Regions from separate parts of the Homo sapiens genome. Here region 1 is linked to region 2. Evidence: chromatin loops called from intact Hi-C (ENCODE). Cell type or tissue: sigmoid colon. All regions are shown on one strand. Links, peaks and the distances in the headings refer to the core of each region. The heading gives the core; the rest is flanking DNA.

What was found. Peaks named below come from ENCODE experiments on the same cell type or tissue, not always from the same donor. Only the 100,000 strongest peaks of a DNase experiment are listed, where the experiment ranks them.
Region 1: a loop joins it to region 2, with 2.2 times the contacts of the local background. A loop is called at or near these places in 7 of 110 quality-filtered maps.

Annotation. Positions count from the first base shown.
Region 1 is chr20:58,238,817-58,248,882 of GRCh38, forward strand. It overlaps the pseudogene PPP4R1L. Among named protein-coding and RNA genes, the nearest start is that of ANKRD60, 15 kb to the left of the region's middle. RefSeq lists an enhancer at 2,648-3,148. In sigmoid colon, for the core only: no CTCF peak of the experiment used is centred there; no DNase peak of the experiment used is centred there.
Region 2 is chr20:58,361,660-58,371,725 of GRCh38, forward strand. RAB22A (RAB22A, member RAS oncogene family) reads left to right here. Exons shown (of 7, transcript NM_020673.3): 7 at 1-5,848. Among named protein-coding and RNA genes, the nearest start is that of VAPB, 23 kb to the right of the region's middle. In sigmoid colon, for the core only: no CTCF peak of the experiment used is centred there; DNase peaks (open chromatin) are centred at 4,613 and 5,499; H3K4me3 peaks cover 651 bases.

The DNA of each region.
Region 1 (10,066 bases), core at 1,394-9,393, 120 kb before region 2:
ATCGTTCGTTTGGGGGGGAGGGGGGGAAGCCAGAAGGGAAGCAGCAGCGACTTGCAGAAAAAGTGCTTCATGCAGAACAGAGGTTGGACTTCAGCCCAGGCTCTTCCCCTGGGTGACTTCTGGGCAAGTCAGGTCACTACCTGGGGGCCTTGATTTCTTCTTTTGCAAAGAGTGTGCTAGGCTTTGTGTCTACCATCTTCCACAGAATTAAAACTCTAATGGACAGGAAAATGAGGAGAAAAAAGTTTAAAATATTTACCCATCACTGAAAGAACATCCACTTTAAGATTATGGATGGTACATTTCAGCTAAAGAAAGCTAAAAACTGCATTGTTTTTTTCACTGACACCATAGACATCCAGGGCTTCACAAATTTGATTCGGAGAGAGGAGGCTTGTTTTTTGCTTTTAACCCTTCTTCCTACCTTTAGAAAATCATACAGGTGTCTAAGAACTCCTATTCGCACTTCATCCAGATCCTTTAAAAATCCATTGAAGATAGGCACCAGGTCAGCTGCTGTTAACTGATCCCCAAGAATCACAGCCAGCTCGTGAATGGAGAAGGCTAGGGCTCGCCGTACCTTCCACTAGGGGTGCATAGCAGACACACGAATCACGACAAGCAAGTGCAATTCAACCTCTTCCGTATCTTACATGGCATTTTTGGAGCAAAATGAATACTGCCAGGTGTTGGCCACTTAAAGCTTTATTTCATCAGAGACCAGTAAACATGCCAATTTGCATCCACATAAAATTCAGGCCAATAAGCCTTGCTGCAGCTTCCCTTTTCTCCCTAATGAATGACCCACCCTCTTTCTGCACGTGCCTCTGGAAAGGCTTTTACCTGTACATCAGAAGCCAGTGTTTCATATGTATCTTTCAGGCAGTGCCAATTTTGCCTGCCCAGGGTCAGTGCCACCCCTGGGAGGCTGTAGGCACAGTGTTTGGCTATGTCAGTATCGACAGTCTGGGCTCGAGCTGGGTCAGTCATGGACACATACTGATCTAGCAGCGGCTGAGGTATTACATCCTGGGAAATGAGAGAGAAAGGAGGCCATCGTGAATGCAGGAAAATACTCATGAAAAACAAGGAGTTTGGAGTTTAGAGGTGAAAACAATAAAGCAGAAATGTGAGAGGAACATGAGGCCTTCCTAAAGCCAAAGGGCTTCAGATTGCCAACTCTGTTTTCTCCAGAGAGTGGGTTTTCAATTTTGCTTGAAGTGAAAGCAACACCCAAAACTCATCTTCTTAAGATTGGCACAATATTTGATATCATAGAGGACAGTCTAGACAGCAATGTCTGCTTAGGCTGGTACATCCAGCTCTTGAGAATGGAGACTGCCTTCTCTTTTCTTACAACTGCCCCAAGAACCTAGCACCTGAGACCTTATACTCTGATAATCACGTCTATGTTTGACTGTGCTTGACTGAGATAGAACTCAATCAAATCAGTGTTAGATGTCTTATTTTTTTCTCATATTAGTTTGCTTTATTGAAAACACTATTATAGATTGTTCAGAAGCTTAAACACTACCTTACAATTAATTTTTTACAATTAGCAACACGAAATATGAATTAAAATATGTAATCAATATTGATAGAAGAAAAAATATTTGGTTCCAATTCTTAAAGTTAACTTTAAGAAAATACACAGTTTTGAGTTGCCTCCCCGCCCCCCCGCCCCCGAAAGAAACGAACCTGTAATTTAGATTTATTCTCTTCAAGTGGGGTGGGATCCTGCCTCTGGTCAGTCTCCAGATGGTCACTGGTTCCATTTCTGGGTCCACCTGGATCCTACAGAGTTGATTGGACATGTTACCAATTTGCTCCAAAGGAAGCAGCTGTCCTGTCACTTCCCCTTCAAAGAGTCCTTTTTCAATGCCAGAAATTACTTCTGTAAGCCAAGGCAAAAGCTTTCCTTGAAGTCAATGGTATCTTTCCAGATGTTAAAAATTACATTTGCACAGTTACATATGATACTGTATAAACCAGTTCTTTTAAGTGCAAAGGAAAATTGATTTCATACATTTTAATTTCAAGACTGCTGGAGGTCCTTACAGAAATACAAAGGCTAAAGTGAAAGCACTGAGGAGCAACCCTGTGAGTTTGCATCCACTATTCCTTATGCCCTAGGGACTCCCTGGTATGGCTAACCAACACCTTTAAGTAATATTCACATGTTTAAGGCACAGACTACTCCAGAAGGGTGAGGTTTGCAAGAAGTGGTAGAGCCAGCACCTCCAGCATTTCTTGGTAATCAGGGATTGCAGCAATGGTGGGTCCCTGAAAGAGGATGGGGGCTGGGGAACCCAATGAATCTGAGAGAAAAGATGTGGCTGATACAGGAGTATTTAATCAGAAAATTGTCCTAGATTTTCACAGGTACAAACACTCCTGATGTTCGCTGATAAACCTTTACATTAGGTAAACAATTAAAATGAACAAGAACATTCAATGGTGACATTTTGGTCTCTGATCGTTGATTAACATTAACTGAGATGGACCTGACCTTCTCCTTCAACCATAACATGGATTTCCAAGTTGCACTTGAAATGTCATACTGTCTACCAGCTTAATGGATTCTGACAAATCAGCTCAATGTATGATCCAGGAAAGTCGATTAACACACCGATAGATGCTTCGTTTGCTCTGAGGCGCGCCACCAGAACCTTCAATTCCCAAGGTTTTCACTGATATGTACTATTTATTTTAACAGAGGACATGATAAAACAGAAATATTTTGGTATAAAAACCTAAGACCTCAATTTCTTGTGGTCTTATTATTAATAAATTCACATATAGTAACAAGATGTGTCATTAGAATCACTATTATCCCTTTAGAAATTAATTTTATTCCAAAGTCTTCAGTGCAAGCATATGTGCAGCACTTAATCCAGGAGCCAAATCAAGGCTTAAGCAAATCACCACAAGTCATGGCACCTCCAGAAGGTATTGTGAGTTCCCCAAACCCCAGTGGGACACCATGCTGGCTGGCTACCTGTGCACCCACCACTCAGCATCCAGCAGCCTTCTTTCTAGCAGGATCCCGACTCAGGGGGCTCCCATGTTTCTGCCCAGTTCACCATGCTCAACCCATGAATGCACACCGTGACTGTGGCCAGGAAGAGGGAGGCAGAAGGAGAGGGCAGGGAGGTGGTTTCCCGCCTGGGGTGTCCTTGTTCTTCAAAAGAGACAAGTGGGAAGACACAGGCCCCGCCTTCCACTGGGCATTTCATGCTGACAAAAGCCACCACAGCAGAGGGGAAGGGTGGACAGATCAGCACCAAAGGTATGGAGTCTAGCAGCCCAGAAGCTGCCCAACCACAGCACTTCTTCCTCTTGTCTTGTGCAAGAGAACATTTTCCTCATGGTTCTTGGAGTTTTTTATTTCCTCTCCCTTCTTTTGCGACAGGAAGCATCCTAATTAATCCCACTAGGATCTTGGAGTCAAGCCGCAAATTCAAGGGCTCTGCCCTCCCACACCATAAAACAGGCTCCATTACACAAACCCTTTTAAAGCTGCAACTCAAAAGCCCCAGCCTGGAGGAATCTGTTCTTTTTTTTTTTTTTCACCTCTATGATAAAGAAGTCCAAATACTATCACATCCCCACCAAGGTAAATGTGGTCACACCCTTCTACTTAACACTTGCAACTTTTGCACTCTAGGTAACAAGGTTGACAATAATGAGCTTTCTTGCTAATTTTTTTAGCAACAAACCAGCAGAAGAGGATATCACCCCATTTCTTATTAATCACAGATAACCAACTCCTACACATTTTATGTTTGAGTTCTAAAATGTTTTATTTTGCTTTATTAGAGCAGGCCTAAGGGGTAAGGGAGGTGTTAATCACTGAAATCAAGTTCTAAACTGTATGAATAGAGAAACAACTGGTATTTAGGCCCTGGAGACCATGAGATTGAAGAGATTATCCATCATGGCACATGATAATGACACGGTGCTATCCCAATGACTGTATGACCACAGACTCCTCCCTCATTTTAATCCTCCATTCTGCCCCCCTACCTGTGGAAGACCCCAACTTAAAGTGGTCCAAGTGGAAGCTTAGTAGAAACTAGGACAGCTCAAGAACCTCCAGCTACAAGGGGTTGACCCAAGCTCCTGGAGAAACCTGAAGAAATAAATCATGGGCCCCTCTTCACTCCAGCTTTGGGGCCGTGGTCTCACAAGGGGCTGGTTCCACCCACAGGAGGAAGGGGGTCACTGGTGCTTTTTCAAAAGAAAGAGAAACAGCATGCCAGGACCAGCACTGGAGCATCCACGTATGCCAGAGCGCCTACCAAATGGGCGGCTGGTGTGACAGCTGCTCTGGGAGGCCTCGTCCACTTGAAATTCCAGGAACTGCCTGAATTCACCCTCCACTATTATTAAAAGATGTTGATGTCTGTTAGCAGTGACACAGAGCATTTACATGGTTAACCTCCCCAAAGAAGAAGTTCTTGTCATCTCTGGAGAAGAGGGAAGGTACTTTCTGGTGCCCACCCGTCTTCGTGGGAGCGCGTCGGCACTATCAATCACCTGATTGATTGGTTGTCTAGTTATCCAAAACATGACCTTAAGAATAAAATGAAATTTGCCATTTATCATCTCTGCTGGGATATATTAATAAGAGAAAATGCTGCTTTGTGATTTCTGTCACATCCTCGGTGGCTGAGGGATACGGCAAATACTTACTGGGCTTTGTAATATCCTGGCCACAAAGAGCTCATCCTGAGATGATGAGGCCGCCAGAGCGATCTGATTGTCAGAGGCAGAGCTGGGATGTGAAATGGACACTTCCTTTAGGCCTGCTGTTGGCTTGCTCTCAGCTTCATTCACGCAGTCGAGCTGTGCAGCTCTCAGTGCAGCGGATAATACCTGAACTTGAGCTGGAGGAAGAGAAGTTTCAAGAAATTTAACAACTTTATTTGGTTTGTGGGGGTTTACTTCAGAGAAGTCTTCAAAACAACATAGTCTGCACTAAGCTACATGGTGTGGGTGTACTACACTGACACGTATCTGTTCTGAAGTGACAATGCTCTGGAGTCTCAAGCTCTCGGCAAGGTGGTGATATTTCCGGCCACTAACAATTAACTACTTCAACTAAATGCCAGCCATGCACAGAACATCAAACCTGAACTTGAAAAGTCTCAATTCGGAAAAACCCAAGTGACTCCACCATGTTTCACAGAAAGACAGCATGGTATCACTGAACAAGGATGACTGGGAGGTCCAACAACTCAGTGAAGGGTATCCTGCTCCCCCATTTATAAAGCAGGATGGCTACCTGCTCACATACACATACATACATGTGCACACACACACCCATGCATGAATACATCCATTTACACACAGATGAGTAATGCTCTCACTCACCAAGCCCCAAAGGCTGCCCATTCTTTCTGTCCAGAGTATGACAGTTTGAGACTATCTAAACAGTAAAGATAACATATTTCACATACCTTTCTGTAAAAATAAACGAATGTTTTAGTATCCTCAACCTCCCAAAAGACACACACACACACACACACACACACACACATATTACTTCCTGCATCCTGCTTCTATTAATTAAATTTCGTGGACTCCAACATTCATCAAAACACTGAGAGCTTGTAGCTGGCTCTGCGCTGTGCCCAGGACAGGTCCCACCGCTCCAGTGCTACACACCAGGCCCTTCCCAATGGCCTGAGTGACATCTCCTGCCTGCCGTGGCCAGTTCACAAATAAAATGCATCACTTATTTCTAGATCTTCGGGGATCATAGATCCCTTTGAGCTCTGAAGAAAGCTATGGGCCTTGTCTTACAAAGAAATTAAGTATGCACAAACATGCAAGATTTTACAAATAATGATTTCAGGGAACTGAAAGAACCTTCTGAAACTCATCCCCTGACTTCTCTGAATGGTGGGTTCTCAGCCAATCTCTAAAGCCCAGGCCAAATGTCACCTGCTATGTAAGGTCTCTCCCAGACATTTCCTCTACACATCGCATCCCCTCCGTTCCGAGCCCTCGCCATGCCCCACAGGGTGGCTGCCTGCACAATCCCCTTAACCATATCACAAGGGCCTCAGGGGCCACAGTCATCACTGCCCAGCCCCCAGTCCAGGTCTTACACTGGGGATTAAGGCAGCTCAGTAATGTGTTTTCCAAAAACAGACCTTTGTCTCTAGCTATTAGAAGTGATATGTTACGTGTGCCCATTCCTTCAGCAAACATTGATTTAATTTCCTTCATAAATTTAAGGATAAAGAATAATCACAGGGCTAACTGAATTTTCATAGTTCCCTTCCCGAAAGCTTCACAAATCTCTGCCCAGCAACAGCAGCAAGTGATGTTTTTTTCCAATTTCTCCAATGCAAGGAAGAATACAAATATAGCACTGTGCAGAGAAGGAAGATCATGATAATGGGATATGGATTGCAAGGTCCAGATCCCTGATCAGATGCTCAGTGGGAGCACGAGTCATAAAATGAAAAATACCCCAAAGCAGTAGTTGTGCTTTTCCTTCCTGTACAAAGACAAGAACCTTAAAGTTTAGCTAAGGGCTGCGTTAATAGGCTCCAAAAGGAGGCCACCCTTGGCTGTTCGTAACTAGAAAGGGCATTCTATGTGGGAGATGATGTAAGAGTGTGTCTAAGGAGCTAATAAAATTTCCCCTGCCACAGACATGCCCACAAACTATCCACTTTCCTATCAGAACTGACTTCAGACTCTGTGCACGTCCATCTGCAAAATCAGAAAGCAAAATCATTGCATAGGTACCTGCACAGAGGTATTTCTGACTTTTCGAGCTGTACTGAGACTGAACAAGTCTCTCCTCTCAATGGGTATACAGTGTAAATGAATACAGGTCCACACGCACATGCGTCAGTACACATGCCTGGGGAAGAAGGAAGTGGCGAAATGCAACACACGACACAGAAACATCCCATCTTCTCTTTAATGACAATGAACAACATTTACCTTGAACATCTGGATCATTCATCAGATGCTCCTGCAAGCTACCAAGGACTTTCTGAATCTCACTCCGGGCCACACAGCTGTTGTGCACAACCCCAGGTCTGCTGCAGTCGTCCTCCTGAGGCCCAGCCTCACTCAGAAGCAGCTCTAAGTCCTTGCTTATGTCAGGGAGAGGAGTTCACCAATAAAGAAAATGACTGAACACATCCTCAGTGTTCCCTGGGCAGGCCCAGGAATCTGATCCAGGGTAGCTGCTGATGGGGAGGTCATTCATGTCAGAAAGCTTTGAGCAGGCGCTGGTCTCTGGGGAAACCCTGGTCCACTCAGCTCCAGCCGACACACAGCTTTCCACAGGGCTTTCCGCTGGGCCGTCAGAGGAGCTACTGCTGTGTGGGCAATCACTGGTTTTCGCTGAGGTCCCTTCCACAGGTAGCTCTGGCTCGCTCCGCACAGGCTTTGCTGAACGAGTTAAACTGAGGGAAGCAAACTTTTAATACTGTGTAACAGACTGAAAGCCACAGGGAAAAACATGAGAACCACATCCTCACCCAGTCCTCTACTTCCTAGCTGACCACTGGCCCCTCTTTGTGTCTCCTGGTGTCAGCTGACTAAAATCTCACGAGAGGATAAGAGGTTTGTCAACCCCCACTGCCCCGCCGGGAGTATGATGGGCACTGAAAACACCACTTGAAAGTTCAGCCGTTCTCTCCACTATACTCCAGGGCTGAGCCGGCCTGGACTTCCGCTGGAGCACCTTCGGTACATTTCATCCATTTCCTGCTCATGAGTACCTCCACCAGAGGGCAGGCATTAGAAAACAAAAGGCGCTGAAACTGGTAAGAGGTGGCTATTTGTTAACCACTTTGAGGTCTTGAGGAAGACACTGCCCATGGGCCTGCCATACAGCAGGAGCTCAATGAACTCTGATGGAAGTGGGATGGAGGGAGGATGGGCCAACCTCGGAAGGATTTGTATTCTGTGAGGCATCAGTTACCCACTCTCACATGCCTGCACGCTAGCGACAATGGAGAGACATTTACAAACGACCTCAAATAGGATGGCTGGTGTATACGCATCAGCCTCAGAGGAAAGACATGACAAAGCCAAGATCCAGCGCCATATTAGCAAACACTGGAGGGTCTACCGCTGTTGGTCAGGAGTGTCGCCTTTATGTACATGTAACCCAACCTCCAAAAAAGTACATTTGGGAGACTTCACATTTTTCCCTAAGTAAATTACCCAGAGAACTTCATTCATCAAAAAGTAAGAGAAAATGTTCTTTATAGGTTATTTAATCACTAATCTCAATGAATATTTTATCTAAATTTAGGAGACATAGTAGCTTCATTATTTATAACCCAGTAGTCATGTTTCAAAATCATTATTGCAATTACTTTTTGCTTCTTTACATAATTAAAGCTCTAATATTCCATCTTGCCCAGAAGGTCACTACTAAAACTCGAGACAAGATAATTGCTGAAATTTTAGGTGGGTGCTTAAGGTACATCGAGGGTCCTGGTGGTGACCCTAGCCAGAGCATACCTGGCAGGGGAAGTGTTACCACCACTGCTGGGAGCAGGGGAGCCAGAGGCAAAACCAGAGTCCAAATCCTGGGTGAGTGGCCAGATGCTCAGGGCGCCATCCTCTCGAAGATAAAGGCCAGCCCTGGAGGGGTTTGCAAAGGTGGAAGTGAAGGGGCCGAGGGACTGGAAGGCAGCCTGGTGCACCTGGAACCAGAAAGAACAGTGCAGTGAATGAACGCAGCATCGGCCAGCGGCGGTGGCCAGGACTGAGCCCAGGCTGAAACAGATAGTTGGACACCACACAAGCTACTCTCCACCACATTACATCTATGGAGATTTATTGCTTTCTAAATCATTCCCTAAATTCCAAATACTATTATTCAACAGAAAGTAAGGAAAAATTTAGCCCCATTATACTGTTTTCATTCTTCCAGAATATTAATTTTATATGAATAATACATTTTATATCAAGTATTTGAACAGGCCTTATTAATCATTACAGACATGTTTATGATAGCAACAGAAAAGGTAACAGTTCAGTTACATAGTTTTTTCTTTCTCAATTATGATTTTCATGATATTCGTTCACTATAAATGGTACGGTGTACCTCACCTTCTTAACTCACCCCAAGCTTTTGAGATTTTAGTTTCCCTGAGACCTCACAAGGTCTAAATGTGATTATGGCAATCAGTAACTGAAGGGACAAAATACAAAGTTACAAGCCCAGAAGTGAATCCCAGCCTGGAAGCCAGACGTAGCTGTTCAGTTGGTCAACAGAGGCTGGTGTCTGGACAGGGCTGCTGGCACTCACCCATCGGCAGGGGTCGCTGACAAGTCTGATGAAGAGCGGGAAGAGCTGGGTTCTGCGGACCCCAGGGGAGGAGCTGTGCGACACAGCCGTGAAGCATTCTGCACAGGCTTTCCGCATGCCCCAAACAGCATCAGAGCAGAGCTCAAAGAACTTTGGGATCTGCCAAAACAAACAAAAGAGTGCTACTCCAATCGGAGACTCTGAGGAAGAGCAGAACCTGTTTTTTTTATTTATTTATTTATTTATTTATTTATTTATTTATTTATTTATTTATTTTTGTGAGACAGAGTCTCACTCTGTTGCCCAGGCTGGAGTGCAGTGGCGCGATCTCGGCTCACTGAAACCTCCGCCTCCCAGGTTCAAGCGATTCCTGTGCCTTAGCCTCCCGAGTAGCTGGGATTACAGGCATGTGCCACCACATCCGGCTAATTTTTTTGTACGTTTAGTAGAGATGGAGTTTCTCCACATTGGCCAGGCTAGTCTCAAACTTCTGGCCTCAAGTGACCAGCCCACCTTGGCCTCCCAAAGTGCTGGAACCTATTTTAATGAAGCAGTGAAGGCATATGCAGAAATTAATGACAAGGAAAAGGAAAATACATACTGGTCTAAAAGGAATCATTTGAAACAAACAGATATTATGAGAAGTGGAAGAAATAAACATTTCTTTTACCTCCTAATTTTAGTAAATGACTTGGTTACCTTTAACAGATAATAGAGAAAATCCCAAAAAGGGCAGAATGACCGATATTTGTTAGGTAAATTGTAGAG
Region 2 (10,066 bases), core at 599-8,598:
TAGAATTCCCACTGCTGGGCCTCTATCTCCATGACAACAAAATAAAAACAGAGGTTGCTTGACTCATTACCAAAGAGGCAAAGCATGTGCGACCCTTTCTGTCTTATTTTACCAAAAGATGGTGCAAATCTATGACCTTCACATTTTTTCCACCACACCCACCAGTAGCTGTTGGTGATTGCATGGTGTCTCGGTGCATGGGGAAAGGCAAGGTCTTCTGAGCTCATCTTAACTGGTGAGGCATCTGGATGTGTCTGATCTTACTGTGATGTTTTACTGTACCGAGCCCAATGTGGGTCCATCTCATCAGCCCTTTGCTGATTTCATGATTTCTCACCCTCCCTCCCATATGTAGGGTGTGATTCTGTTTTATTATAGCCACATGTTTTATTAACAGAATGAGTGATATGAAGCTTGTACTTATGCATTTCTCGGGCCTCTTCCCTCATTTTCATCAGTCTGTCTAAGAACTTGACTCGGCACTGTTTCTCGTGTAATATCCTTCTAATGCTTAGCAACAACAACAAAAAATTGCTCTCTCAGATCCATAATCCATACTCAGTGAAAGCAGGGAAAAAATATTTTCACTTATTTTATTTGCTTCTAAAATGCAAAGATGAATACTAAAGTCAGAAGCAGTGTTTCATTTTGAACACATTTTGGATTATTAAGCTGACTAAGCAATGATCTAATACACATTTCATATTTTCTTTATAATAATTTCTTATGGAGAAGAGGCTATATTTCAAAGGAATTGAGACATACTCCCATCTATAAACATGTTTGGTTTTCTTACGATACAGGGCCATTTTTTTAAAACTCTCAGGACTGAACAGAAGAGAAAAATTATTAATTAGCTGCTACTGTATGTTGATTCTTTTCGGAGAAATTGAAATAAGCTCTTTGCAGGCGTCCAATCCTAGAAACCAATGGTCTCCAGAACTCTCACACAAGTGTTTTTCTGATTCTATGATAACTAATTAACCATCATCTGGTGATTAAAAGAACATAAAGTAAGATTATGATTAAGTGTCCATCACCTGCCTGTCAGCCGTGGTCAGAATAAGTTTTACACGAAGCAGGTGAAAGATTTAGTTCTTTTCAAAGTAACTTATTTTCTTGTGACCCGTTTATGATGTTGTTTGAAGTCCCTGTTTCCCATTGTGTACGCACTTTCTGGATGTCTGGAAGGATCGGGACTTTTGTGTGAGAGGCTTGAGCGCCTCCTCTATGTGGGCTGGTGTCCTTCTTGAAGTTGTCAATTCCTCTTATTCTTAAATATCTAAAGGGAAAGGAAACCAACTTTAATTTCAGAACTTCTCTTTACGTCTTGTATGTATTTCTTTTCTGTTCTCAAGGAGGAAAATTGGTCTAGGAAGCCTTCTAAATTAAACTCTGGGAAATATAGTAATGAAAATATCCTTTAGCTAACTTTCCTGTAACTGTCAAACCAAAATGTCAGTATTTTTAGGGCATTGTGTTAAAATAAGCAGTTTAGATTCCGACGACACTGCACTAATTGGCATGTCAGCCTCCAGCTCAGAAAGGCATTTGCTCATGGTTACAGGCATCTTTTAGATTCTAAGAGTGAGTTACAGAATTCTTTTTGGTACTTTCACTTATTCTTTCAGAATACATCAAGGATGTGATTTATGGGCCCTTAAGAGTATAAGATATAGGTGCACAGTATGTTACTTAAGTAACGGATGAGCCCCCCTAAACATCCACGTGTCTCTGCAGGAACCTGTGTAAGTATTGTGAAAACCCTTTTCTTCCAGGGAAAAATTATTGGAAATTCCTTAACTGAGCTATACTTGGTACTTGCTCTAGAACATTTGGGAAATGACAAACTCAGGCTGGCTCTCCTCTCTAACCTCACTGGGCTATAAATGTTCCTTCTAACTCTGTAATGAAAGTTCAGTGACAAACTAGATAGTGAACCTGTGAAAGTCATTATTTACATTTGCTTTAAAGGGACAGTTTTACCGTTCAACTTCAAGAGTTTTTCTACCTCTTTAACAGTTAATATTTTTTAAAGGAAGAAATGGAATGTACCTTCAGGGGTCAAGCTGTTAACTGTATACCTGCCTCTAGTTAGCTTGGTTTATCAAAAGGATTTTTAAATGATTCAAGGTAATGTTTAGGATATTTGTTTTAACTCCTGCTGTGCTGTGATTTAAAAAAAAATAGTCTAAGAAACAAATTTATCCATGAGATAAACATCATATTTTATAGTTTTAGAAAAAAGGGTTGGGGGTGGAATTTAGCCTAGAACTTAAAGAAACAACCTCTGCGAATTTCTCTTGACAGCGGAGTTGCTTGTCTTGACTTCTAATAATATAAATCCAGGCAGTTTGATTATCCGATTTGCAAGAAACTTTAATGGAATTCTGGGGCATTTGTCCTGTTTTATGTGCAAATGAAAGTCTAAAAAATATGAGGAAGATATTACATTTTTCAGGAGCCTCCATTTTTTCAGTCTAAGAGAATGATAAGTGAGAGGCCTATTGTGATGAAGTTGCATTGGACATAATGTGGGAAGTGAATAAATAGAACCAAGAATCTTCATCTATCTCTGTTGGTCTTTCAGGATTCTCTTAGCATATAGGAAAATGATTTACCTTCCAGATCTCGAAGGACTTCCAATAGCATAGATCAGGTTTAATTTGATGGTCTATACCATCAGAAATAACTAATATCTGTTTTCTTTCCTTTTAGAGTATAATCAATTATGGATAGGCCAGAATATTTTTGGCTTCAAAACAAAAGGATTCATAAGCTTAAAAAAACAAAAATCCCAAACCTTCCATCTATCCCTTTTATTACGTTGAACATTTTAGATAGTAAGATTAAGATGTATCATTAGTATATGGTGAAATTAAAACCGTGGTGTCTAACAGATTTAACAAAAAGTGTTTAATTTACTGCAAGTTCATTTTTAGATCTGTATGGTGCCCAGTACTCCACAAAATGCATCATAATTGAAACAACAAAATTATTTTCATGAGCAAGAATTCAAGTATCAAGGCCTATCAGCCAATTAAAAGCCGTAAGATAGTAATGATTTTTTTTCTTTTTTTTTTTTTTTCTTTTTTTAGATGGAGTCTCACTCTGTCGCCCAGGCTGGTATGCAGTGGCGCGATCTCAGCTCACTGCAACCTGTCTCCTGGGTTCAAGCAGTTCTCCTGCCTCAGCCTCCTGAGTAGCTGGGATGACAGGCGTGCACCACCATACCCAGCTAATTTTTGTATTTTTAGTAGAGATGGGGTTTCACCATGTTTGCCAGGCTGGTCTCGAACTCCTGACCTCAGGTGATCTGCTTGCCTCGGCTTCGCAACATTCTGGGATTACAGACGTGAGCCACCGCGCCCAACCAGTAACGATTTTTTTAAAGGGCCTTTCTTAATTGACAGTTTTAAGCTGTAGACATTAATATTATAACAAACAAAACATGCCAGTTTTACTGATTCCGCTTTTTGCTTGATTCAGGAACTTTTCATTGTTTGGGGAAGCTTTTGAATGCAGTACTGTGGAGGAAATCATCCTTAAAATAGCATTTCACACATAGGGCCAAAATTGAAATTGTCAAGGAAACCCCTCAGCATCTAACGTCATCTTGTAGAAGAGCTGGGCATACCTCTTCCTCTAGGCCAATTCAGAGGCCACTGGCCACCCAAGTAGAGTGGGGCCCACTGGCATGAGTAGTCCCTGTGCCCATGCCCATGGTGGTGCTTGACTTTGCTTTGGGGCTTAATCCTAGTATCATTTGGCCATTAATTTTTAATTAAGTTTATACTTGAATAATCAGTTTTACTCCTGAAAAATTTTGAAGCCAGCACTGACTTTGTTTATATTCACTTACCTTGTATATGAACTTATGACATTAGAGTTTGTGAAACTGTCTTAACGTGGCTCATACACGTGATGTCAGAGGGACTGGTCAGTTCTTTACAGGGTGAATTAATCGGCAGCTGGCTAGTCAGAGCAACTGATGGGTGGCTTTTTTTTCTTTTTTTTTTTGAGACGGAGTCTCGCTCTGTCACCCAGGCTGGAGTGTAAGGGCGCGATCTCGGCTCACTGCAACCTCCGCCTCCCAGGTTCAAGCAATTCTCCTGCCTCAGCCACCTGAATAGCTAGGATTACAGGCGCCCGCCCCCACACCCGGCTAATATTTTTTGTATTTTTAGTAGAGACAGGGTTTCACCGTGTTGATCAGGCTGGTCTCGAACTCCTGACCTCACGATCCGCCCGCCTCGGCCTCCCAAAGTGCTGGGATTACAGGCGTGAGTGGTGGCCCTATTTTTAAACCATTCGTTACGCTGTGTAGACAGAGCTTTATTGCCCTGGAAAAGATTTTTTTTTTAACTCTCATGCAGTTCAGTCTTTCCATCATTTCACTTTGTGAGTCACTCACATAATTGTCAATCATTCCTCTGACCTTCTTAAGAATTTACACCTTACCGTCTCTGTGATTGAAGCAGACTTCTCGCTTTATTTCCCTTAGGCTCATTTTTCTGTGGGCTCTCCCTTAAAGACACATGGCCACAGACACCTCCTTCGCATATGTAATCTGCCTTCCCCTGCGGCCTTCCGTGGTCACAGCAACAGGGACTGCTCACCCCCTCCAGCTGGGGCTTTTCTAACAAGCACAGTCAGAAATGCGCAGGCCTGGGGTTGGGGATGAACAGAAGTTGATTAGTGGGCACAGAAATACAGTTAGATAGAAGGAATAGTTCCAGCATTCGATATTACAGTAGGGAGACTGCATTTAACAATAATTGATTGTATATTTGAAAACAGCTAGAAGAATAAGAATATTCCCAACACAAAGAAAAGATAAGCGAGGTGAAGGAAATCCCAGTTACCCTCATTCAGTCCATTACACATTCGATACAGGTATCAAAATATCATAGGCACCTCAAAGACATGTACAACTCTTAATTTAACATTTTTGAAAGAAAAAAAAACCGGCCAGAGCATTAAAACAAATAAAATAAGAAACACAGAGGCCAGTGTTAGGTGAAGAACTCCGCTGCTTCAGAAAGAGAATAGCAGCGCTCGCTTACCGTGGGAACACGGCCAGTTAACAAAATGGGTTTTGGTTTTTTGTTTTGTTTTGTTTTACCATTGGTAATAAGATAGTTAACATAAGTGGTCAGAACTTCGCTGAATTTGTAATAAAGCATTTGTTAAGCGTGTAAAAGTCCAAATTAAAAGTCTTGAAGAAAAACAGCTATGGCAATGAGCCTAGACATTTTTCAAAAAAAAAAGCTAAGCCGTCCTACCAGCAATCTCTCTTTCTCCTAAGAATGTCATGCCTTCTCAAGACCTGATGAAAGGAATAAGATATTTGTGCCTTTTTATAAAAGCATCTATTACGAAAGTAAAATTCAGTTGCTTACAGTTTTGGCCGCTTTGTAGCACTATTATAAACAGCCCAAATTTATGGCCTTGGACTTACTGCATGACACATGGCCTGGTTACCTGTCATGGAATGCTGCAGTGGTGGTTTGCCAAGCTTCTGTGGATGTTTGAAGACTTTATTTTTGCAGTCTTAACCTTGGGCTGGACCTAAGTGTATGTAAACCATATGATGCCTGTATTGTTTATAGATGCTGACAAAAGAAAACTAGACCTTTTGTTTTTTGTTGTAAGATTTTTGTTTTCATGCCTATGCTCATAGTAGATAGTTTGCAAATGAAAGTTGATTTGCCATACTTTTAAATAATATTGTTTTAGCTTGAATATTCTATAATACACTTTTATAGAGTATAACATGCTAAATCACTGTTTTGTTGTAAGAAGGGTGTAAACATTTTGTTAATAAAATGCTATGTTTACAAATATATATTTGCCTCCCAAATGGTTTCTCTTTGTGATATTACTCATCATATGTTCTTCTTAACCAAATACTCTGAAGTCATTTTTAAATGACCTTTGGATACTGAAGTACCAGAATTTTGACAGCTGTAGTGTCTGGTGAGCAGCAAGTTATTTGTACCAAGGTATCTGAAGCTTCCCAGCTTCCCATATCCTTATCTTATACAACTCCTCCCTCTCCTTGCTCTTCAGTAGTTAAGATGGGGGTTCTAGAAGCAGGTCAGCAAGGCCACCAGTGAGCACTTAGAGGGAAGTTTGCTGCCCCTGGAAGAAAGGAACGGTGCAGTGCCCTAGATTGTGGAAGAAAAGGTCTTCCCTCATCTTCCATTATTATGGGGATTTCATCAAAGATGCTAGTCTTTCCATCCCAGTGTTGACTTGAACCCTGCACCCCCAGTACTCTTCATTGCCAGCAGAAGCACTGGCTCACACACACCCGTGCTCTCTTTGCTGTTCCTCTTAGGTAGAAGCACATTTGCCTGTACAGTGTAGGTGTGCCAAAGAGTACCTACAAGTTCAAGTGAGGGAACCAGAGAGAGCAGAGAGGGCTTGAGACAAACAGGCTTGGATTTGAGTCTCATCAGAGCATCTTTCCAAGCTATGTGGCCCTAGACAAGGCCCTTAACCTCTCTGACCTGTGTTTCTTTTATCTTCACAAAGGGAAGGTAATAAGAGCTTATCCCATGTGGCTGTTCGGGTGGGATGCCTGTAGCTGTCGTTTAACACGGCATTAACAAAGCACAAACATCTCACAGGGTTTATTTCTGTAAGCCATCTCCCTGATAATCACTTTCTGATTCAGTTAAAATAACTTTGCTATAAGTCTGCTGGTTTGCTGTTTTGTTTTTTCTATGTTTTTAAGTATAAAACCTACAAAAAATGTCATGAATCTTGGGTACAGCTCAATTAAATTTCACGAAGGTTACCCACATAACCAACCCTCAGATCACAAAGTGGGACATCTGCCACACCTCAGGTGCCCCACCTTGTGCTCCTTCTCTAACATCACTGATGAGTTTTGTCTGGTTTCAACTTTATATACATACCATGTGGTTCCATATGGGTCTGGCTTCTTTCATCCAACATGGTATGTCGTATTCTCATTCATTCTCACTGCTATGTAGGATTCCACTATGTGAATAAACCACCATTTATTTATCTAGTCTATATTGATAGGCATTGGATTATTTCCAGATTTTTGCCATTATGAATGGACCACAGTGAACCTTACATACATCTCTGGTGTAAAGGCTTGTACAGGTTTCTCTTGGGCATGTGCCCGGGAGTGGAATTACTGGGTCATGAGAAATACACACACACACACACACACACATTCTCAATGTCTGTATTTGTTTTTGCTTTTGTAGATAGTTTTCTAAAATGGTGTATTTAGCTGGGCATGGTGGCTCATGCCTGTAATCCCAACACTTTGGGAGGCCGAGGTGGGTAGATCACTTGAGGTCAGGAGTTTGAGACCAGCGTGGCCAACATGGCAAAACCCCGACTCTACTAAAAATATAAAAATTAGCTAAGCATGGTGCCAGGTTCCTGTAATCCCAGGTACTTGGGAGGCTGAGGCAGGAGAAACACTTGAACCCGGGAGGCGGAGGTTGCAGTGAGCCGAGATCACACCGTTGCACTCCAGTCTGGGCAACAAGAGCAAAAGTCCATCTCTAAAACTAAAGTGGAATATCAATATAGCTCCCCCCAGCAGTGTGCAAGAATTCTAGTTGCACAGCATCCTTGCTAACACTTGATATTATTATTTTCTGCTTTTAAAGTCTGGAGATCTGCAGTCCAAGCTGTTAACAGAACTTACCTCTGAGAAGAGAGGCTTGGCCCACAGAACTGTCACCTGGTTTTCACTTTCTCCTGTATATGTACTTCTGTACTTTTAAAATTTTTACCCTGAGTATGTGTGGAATTTTTTTTTTTTGAGACGGAGTCTTGCTCTGTCGCCCAGGCTGGAGTGGCACAATCGTGGCTCACTGCAAGCTCCGCCTCCCGGGTTCACGCCATTCTCCTGCCTCAGCCTCCCAAGTAGCTGGGACTACAGGCGCCTGCCACCATGCCTGGCTAATTTTTTGTATTTTTAGTAGAGACAGTGTTTCACTGTATTATAAAGTTTCACTGTGTTAGCCAGGATGGTCTCGATCTCCTGACCTTGTGATCCGCCCACCTTGACCTCCCAAAGTGCTGGGATTACAGGTATGAGGCACCGCGCCTGGCTGGATTTTTTCTTATTAGAAAAAAAAAAATCAGGAACTCTCACACTCTAATCCTGTCTTCAAATCCTTAGTGAAAATTGGCTCAATACATACACTGAAGTTGAATTTGTCTTATTTTTCTCCTTTTAAACACACACACACACCCTATTCAATTTGGTCAGTAAAAACCTTAGAGCCAGATTTGGGGCAAGTGTGCAAAACTTTATAGCACCGCTTCATTTCATTCTGAAATTTAATACATATCTTTTCAAGCTGCCCTAAATCCTCTTGGACAATAGGGGATAGAGGGAGCATAAATAATACCCGTTAAGAAGGAGAATATGCAGGTGCCTCTCACTTGGGGAAAAAAGAGGAGAATATTAGTCTACACCCTGTCAAGATAGTACTATGGCAGAAGCCAGTCCCATTTGTTGTTGCCAAGAAAAAGGGAATCACAGCCGGGCACAGTGGCTCACGCCTGTAATCCCAGCACTTTGGGAGGCCGAGGCAGGTGGATCACCTGAGGTCAGGAGTTCGAGACCAGCCTGGCCAACATGGTGAAACCCCGTCTCTACTAAAAATACAAAAAAAATTAGCCTGGCATGGTGGCAGGCACCTGTAATCCCAGCTACTTGGGAGGCTGAGGCAGACGAATCGCTTGAACCCAGGAGGTGGAGGTTGCAGTGAGCCGAGATCGCACCATTGCACTCCAGCCTGGGGACAAGAGCGAGACTTCATCTCAAAAAAAAAAAAGAAAAAAGAAAAAGGGAATCACTACACCAAAAAGGAAGACACAAATTAGCACACACCCAAAACAAACAGGGATGTTTTAAATGCTTACACAAAACAGCCTTGCTTTATTTTTCCACAAGCATCTAGCTGCTTGCCTTGGAGCGTATAAGAACTAAATTATGGACCTAGATTTCTAAGTAACTTCAAAGTTTACTGCAGATTTTTTTTTCCATTAGAATTTAAGAAGCAGATTTCCATTGAGATGGTAAACTATAAAACACAGAGCCTTTTAAATCTGTCAGTTGTTTGGCTTATAATAATACTGGCCAAAAACATGATTCTCCACTAAAAATGTCAGTGTTGGTTGGGAAGCCAAGCATCATCAGCCTTCTAAAATTTACCCACCAGGAGTATTACTGCTTTTCATTATAACACCAGTGGAGCTTGTAAGAGAGAAGAAGGGAAAAAAGAAAGCTTTCACCTAGCACCTGGTCAAAATGAATCACTTTGTTAATTATGATCTTAATCAGACCTCTATTTGCTTATTTTTTAAATTTTAAACACAACTTTTCAGCATCTTCCAAGAAACAATTTAAAAATCCAGAGACCACATTTTGAGAAATGTGCTTGAAGATAACAGAACCTCAGATACTGCTGTTAGAGGGGTGGGAACAGACCAAGGGGGTCAGACTTCTGTTTATTAATATTCAGCCCAGAATGAAACTTCAGGCCTCTTTTAAATAAAATATATGGAAAATATAAGGGGAAAGCTACAAGGTTCCACTCCGTTAGAAAAAGGGCATTTTTAAGAAGAAAATTGTGGGGTTGTGAATGTAAATTAGAGGCTAATGTACAGCGTTAGGGCGTGGAATATGCTCCAGTGGTATACTATCATCAACATTAAAATTGCCATCAGCCGCTCAAGTGATAAGGTCAAGTCATATCTAGTTTGCATATAAACGAGAATACACAACAGTTAAAACACACACACACAAACAAACATGACAACAGACTGGGCTGGGTGACGTGGAAGCTCTCTGCCAGCTGGGCAGTTTGCGACCTGAGTCAGTCCTTAATATCCAGGCCCTCGAATCATGAACTATCCCACCAAGAATGTTTTGCATGCTTAAATGTATTTTTATATTTCCTATTTCCAAGATGATAAACCCCTTATTAGAGAATTGAGATCCCTGTGGGTTTCTTTCCCTGTTCTTAAATTACTTCTAAAGGTAATAGGAGAGGGCAAT